Linked DNA regions of Mus musculus: region 1 is linked to region 2. A link is a contact called in ENCODE Hi-C or POLR2A ChIA-PET data. All regions are on one chromosome and are shown on one strand. Each heading gives the region's core, a stretch centred on a gene start or an enhancer-like site at or near the end of the contact. The rest is flanking DNA. Distances are from core to core; before and after follow the strand shown.

The links. Hi-C counts contacts between places; a loop is a spot of excess contacts on that map. ChIA-PET counts read pairs that join two places held with the same protein, here RNA polymerase II (POLR2A).
Region 1: a loop to region 2 is called in a map of heart, with 2.1 times the contacts of the local background. The contact joins the promoter of Bicc1 here to the enhancer-like site in region 2. A Hi-C loop is called at or near these places in 2 of 37 maps with a recorded cell type or tissue (Patski and heart). POLR2A ChIA-PET finds 5 or more read pairs at or near these places in 2 of 5 experiments (Patski and embryonic stem cell).

Annotation. Positions count from the first base shown.
Region 1 is chr10:71,158,078-71,160,946 of GRCm38, reverse strand. Bicc1 (BicC family RNA binding protein 1) reads left to right here and starts at 1,257. Exons shown (of 21, transcript NM_031397.3): 1 at 1,257-1,526. The coding sequence starts at 1,331.
Region 2 is chr10:71,117,942-71,120,752 of GRCm38, reverse strand. The region is part of intron 1 of Bicc1 (BicC family RNA binding protein 1); the gene reads left to right. Among named protein-coding and RNA genes, the nearest start is that of Bicc1, 40 kb to the left of the region's middle. Within about 2 kb of position 1,537, at least 2 of the 3 ENCODE cell types and tissues checked have a DNase peak (open chromatin) inside an H3K27ac peak, as active enhancers do; they include heart, where a contact is called at or near this core.

The DNA.
Region 1 (2,869 bases), core at 8-2,507, 40 kb before region 2:
GAGTTTTGATTCAAACACACACTGTATGATTATCTATGGGCCCCAGGTGAACCCTATGGCTCACCCCACTTGTAAACCTACTTCTTCCCTCGGTAGCACAGTGCTTTTCTACCATATTTAACACCATCATCCTCCTACGTAGAACAGATACTCTTGTGCGTTTGGTCATTTAATAAAAGGCAGTACGATTCTGTGTGGCGTGGGGGCGAGTGTTCCAAGCTCACAGCAGGACTTCATCCTCTGAGCTCTATGCTCCGCTTTGAGAGTGATGGTGCGTGGGCTGGCGGGCAGTCAGCATCAGAAGTTGCGAGGCTTTCATCTGTGGGCCGCCTAGAACAGAGAGGAGCTCCCAGCCTGTCTAGAGAATGAGCCAGCCATTTCTGTGATCTCAGACAGAGATAGATGCTTAAGGTGGCGAAAGTAGTGTCTTGTTGAATCAAGGCCTGAAATTAAAGTCAGAGAAGGGCACATCTGGCGAAGGTATCTTTGGATTGGACCGATTAGGTGCACACAAGTCAAGTCTACTCTGACATCTGCAAAAGTTGGTCATCAATCCCTCTTGTCCCCAGATCTCCTTTTATTACTCTCTATTCTCATTCAGGCTTGTGGGACAGACTCAGGGTGTTCTGAGGGTCTGTAAATAGGACTGGACTTGGGAGCATACCCTTTGAGCACTTTGGGGTGAACTTGATCTAAGTTTGGAGTATTCTGAGTATGGAGAGGGATGGAATTCGGGTATAGGGATAGAAAAGTGACAGTAAGGGATTCGGGTGTGGATAAGCAAGCTTGTACGCCTGGCAGGAGTGAGTTTTTGATGGAGTCTCCATCAAAGTTTGTGAGTTTTGATGGAGTCTCCATCAAAGTACAAAAAAGTGGCAGTAAGTGACGAGGGCGTCTGGCGGGGCACCCCAGGAGCGCTAGGCTCGAACTGGGTGAGGGGGTCCGAGAGCCCGAGGGTCCACGCGATGGGTCAGGCATTCCGGGCGGCGCCGCGCGGCGTGTGGACGTGGTGCGTGTGAGAGGGCGCGGGCTGGCCGCTCCCGCCCGCTGCTCCCCGTGGGCCTGGCCGGCCAATGAGCGCGCGAGGCGGCGGCGGGGCTGGCGGCGGCCGGAGGCGCGGGCGGCTCTGTGCGCTCGGAGCGGGCGCTGCGGGCGGGCGGGGGCCGGGGCGCAGGCGATCGGCGCGGCGGGGCGGGGGGCGGCGCCCGAGGCGGGGATGCGCAGGGCTTCCCGCGGCCACGGCGGCGGCGGGGGCACGAGCTAGCGCTGCGGCGCGCCGAGCCACATCGGCCGGGGCCGGGGCGGCGGCAGCCCGAGCGCCGCTCGCACCATGGCCTCGCAGAGCGAGCCGGGCTACCTGGCGGCGGCGCAGTCGGACCCCGGCTCCAACAGCGAGCGCAGCACCGACTCGCCGGTGGCCGGCTCCGAGGACGATCTGGTGGCCGCGGCGCCCCTCTTGCACAGCCCGGAGTGGAGCGAGGAGCGCTTCCGCGTGGACAGGAAGAAACTCGAGGCCATGCTCCAAGGTAGGCATGCCCCTGCTCCTAATCCTCTCCCAAGTCCGCCACAGGATCGTCTCTCAGTCCGCTCACGGGACACCCTCCCTCCCCCCCAACTTTGTCAGCTTGCTCGGATCCGAGGAGCTGGAGGCCCGAGTTTGTGCTGCAGCTCCGAAGTTGCTGTTAGGACCGCGGCGGTGCCAGCTGCAGCTGGGACATCTGGGCCGTGGCATCCTTACACTACGGGACCGCCCAGTGTGCGGGACTTTGCCCGGCTTCCCGCAGCCTGGAATCTCTGCCACCCCTGCCGCGTCTTTTCCCTCCCCTCCTTAGTATCCGCTTCCTCCAGCTAGGGCCTGCTCTCGTCGCCTGGAAAAGCGCTGCAGATGTCAAGGCTTCAGCTGGGAGCCCCCGCCCCCACGCCGGAGTCTTGAGCTGGAGCAAGTCACCCAGGCGTGGGGATCTGTGCCCTGGCAGTGCGAGGGTAGCATGTGTCAGGGTAGCATGTGTCAGGGCAGTCCTAAAAGACATCTTGAGTTACATTCAGTCCATAAACTTCTCCCTTGCAGCTGTGGGAGTCTGACTTGACTTTCATATTTTGGGTTTTTAATTTAAAAAAAATTTTTTTCAAATTCTTTATAGAGTTTCTGGGATTTTCCCAGGAAGAGAAACTTTCTCCACACTGGATCGGAAGCAAATGCTGATTTATTGCTTTAGGATTAGAGTGAGCAGTAACAGATCCAAGGTCATTTTGACCTTTAAAAATGTCCATTCGCAGCCTACCTGTGTGGCTCACCTCCCACATCCAAAGGCAGAGATGAGGTAGCTGGAATGTGCATTATTTTTAAGACTTGAGGAGATCTGGCCCCTGCTCCCAGGAAGGGAGAGAGGTGAGGATTCGGTAGCTCTCATCCTTCATCCCGGGAAGCTTGGAGGTCCACAGACTCGCTTTTATTGCTGTCTGCGTGACTTATTTTGACTTTATCTGTCAATGTATCGCAGTATGGGAGCAAGTTATTCCTCTCTGGAAATGCAGTGGCTTCTCGGAACAATTAAGAGGGTTATTTTAAGAGAGAACAACATGTTTTCCTAAACAATAACTTGGTGGAAATAAGTATCAGGAGTGCTTGGCAGGCGGTTCTGGAAGGGCCGAGAACTCCTCTCCTTTGTTGCTTATTTGTATTGATAAACATTCCAAATGTCATGTCTTGTGTTTTTTTTTTTTTTTTTTTCCCCCTGAGATTATGTAACTTTGGAGGAAAGTAATAGATCTGAAAATTGAAGCCGGGTTACATTTCAGGAATTTTTCATTTGTGAAGCTTCCTTATTAGTTCCACGAGTCTGCCTAGTTTTGGGGGGTTACAAACAAA
Region 2 (2,811 bases), core at 288-2,787:
ACATTCCAATGTGTTGTTGCTTCACCTTCAAGATGAAGTTGAAGATTCTCCTGGCAGCGATGGAGGGAAAGGAAGAGGGTTTTCTGACCAGCCAGAGAATCATGGAGGAGAGGCATGTGTGCAGCCGCCTACTTGAGTGCTGAGAACCAAGCCGGGCTGTCCTGGGGAAGAGTCGCTGTGCATGTTAGCTGTTTTGTGTTAGCTGTTTGTCTTGGACTTCGCACTCTCTTTCCTTTGCTCATGCCTCTGTCACCGGCCCCCACCTTCTATCCACGAAGGATTATCAGAAGAGGGGAACTAAGAACCATGAGTAAACCATCCCGTTTGTACAAATAACAGGCAAATGTCAGGCTCTCTGAGAATGGAAAAGGTCTCCCCACAGCCGCAGGCTGCTGGAGCCTTCACCTTGGATTGGAAGTGAAGAGTATTGAGGCTGCCTCGCCCACCCTAGCTCCACTACCTTCTGCATTCTCAGGGCAGACGTTGGCTGGGTGCCAATCAAGATGTTCCACCTCTCCGTTAGTTATACGTAAGAGTACTCGGTTTGGGCTCTGTTGTGTTGTTTGTTTTTGTTTTGTTTAGTTTTGTTTTTCCTTACTCCAAATAGTTCAGCTTAGGAAACCACTGTGAGTGAGCCTAGCAAAACTCCAGCAGACCTGCAGATTGTATGTTCATTAAAAATACATGATGATAAGAGATACAAACTCAGAACCTAGCCTTATGCTTTGCCCCCATCAGATACGTATGTATATGTATTAAACCCTGTCTACTAACGAACACCAACATATTAATACATGCTCATATACATAGCCTTTCCTTTGGCCTCCATCAGAAGTTTTAAAACTGTCTCATAAGCAGTGTGTGTGTGTGTGTGTGTGTGTGTGCGCATGTGTGTGCATTTCAAATTTCAAATTGAGTCACACATGCAGAATACAGTTCATACATCCAGTAACAGTCGCTTACAGATGGCGTGACTCAACATTGTCTGTACAGTTTCCTGGAAGTTCCTCAGTCTAGAATGTCAGTAACTCACTGTGCAGGGTTGTTTTCCTCTTGCTGTAATCCCCCTTCACCACCGGGAACTCGTATCCCAGTCGTAATATTGAAACATTTCAAACGCTCCAAGCTGGAGCGGGGATGGAATGTCAGGAATGTTTGAGGGGGAAATACTTATTTTTATGAGTACTCTTCAAAACTATAGCTTTGGGAATTGTAATATAAGATGCTTGCCCAATGAAGCACAGAGAGCTGTAAACAGGCAAACATGGCCGCCTAGCAGGAAGCAGGGGCGAGGCAGGTATTCCTTAGTTTTTTTTTTTTTTTTACTCAAGAGAGCTACAAGCACGTTTGCCAGTGAATTTGTTTTAAAAACAACACACGTGGTGTCCGGTTCTGATGCCAGGGGTAGGAGAAATTATCTTTGGCTAATGTTATCTTCTGTCTTGCTTCAAAGCAGTGACGTGCACACAAGTTGCATGAGGCCTGCATGTGTTTCTGCGCTTTAGCTGTTTTCTCTTGGGCTTGGCTTCTCCAGGCTGGCCGGCCCTTGTAGTGAACTCTTCAGTGTGATAGGCTGGAGGCCAGGACTGGAGCAGCCACAAGGACTGGAACCTGGTGTTAAGGTGATAGTCAAACAGACAGCCACCGACTCTCAATCCACCACTTTCTTGGAGTGGGCTTTTCCTTCTTATAACTAGCTGTTGCCTGTTTGGTTTGTATGTGTTTACCTTTCCTTTAACTCTCCAGCCACGAGATATTTGAGTCACCAGGGTTTGGAATTGGTGCCTAATTTGTGCAAACATCGTGAGGGAACTTAAAGGTTAGGGAAGTTGTGTGCAAATGGGAAATCTAAACCAGAACCGTGTGTTCCCCAGACCGGAACCCATTTTAACCTGGAGTCACAAAAGCCAAATGCTAATTTAGCATCGACACTGCCTAAGCAGAAACAAATGCATATCGGGCCTGGCTTCGAGGCTCTCACAGACGCCCTGGCCTTAGGTGAGACGTGAAATAGGGGCGTAGGCACCTGTGTTGGCGAACTGCTTCCTGATGCAGTTTCTGTTTGAGGCTTGCAGAAGGGCCTCTGCTTTCCTGGCCCCCTTTTGTTACAGACATGCGTGCTGTATTCCGTTTTCCAGTCTATTCCATGATCCAGAAAAGGACCCCCACCTCACTGCTCTGGGCATGAAATGTTCATTTAAAGGGGAAAGGGATTATTCAAGCAGCTTGGTCATCCTTTAGACTCAAAAGCCTAAGCTGGGGATCCTTTCTAACGACCTTGGGGACATGGCTTTCGTCAGTTCAAAGGCCTCATCCAATACGAGCAGAGCGGCTGGGCAGTCTTTGCAACCAACCTATATTTTCCTATCAGTATTTCATGTATTTATCTATCTTGCTGATTAAGAAAACCTGCATGGTGGGCCTGCAATATGGCGTAGTAGGTAAAAGTGCCTGTAGCCAAGCCTTATGATACGAGTTCGAACCCTGGCAACCCGTGTGGGAGAAAAAGAGAACCTTGCTCCTGTGACCTTCACACACACATGCTGTGGCACTAGTGATATGCACACACATATAAATGCCAAAAAATTTAAATAAATGAAAGAAAAAAATGAAAAGGAAAGAAAAGAAAACATCCAATGTTTTTCTGAGATAAAGAAGAATACAGATTTTTTTATTAACTGTGCATAGCAAACAGGGTGGAGGGCTCTCAATGCTAAGGGAGCCCTCTAGGGCCAGGCTCAGCTGAAGAACATGCCTTTCCTGAGAGAGGTGAAGATTAACCCTAACCATCACGTGTGTCGGTCACAGGAG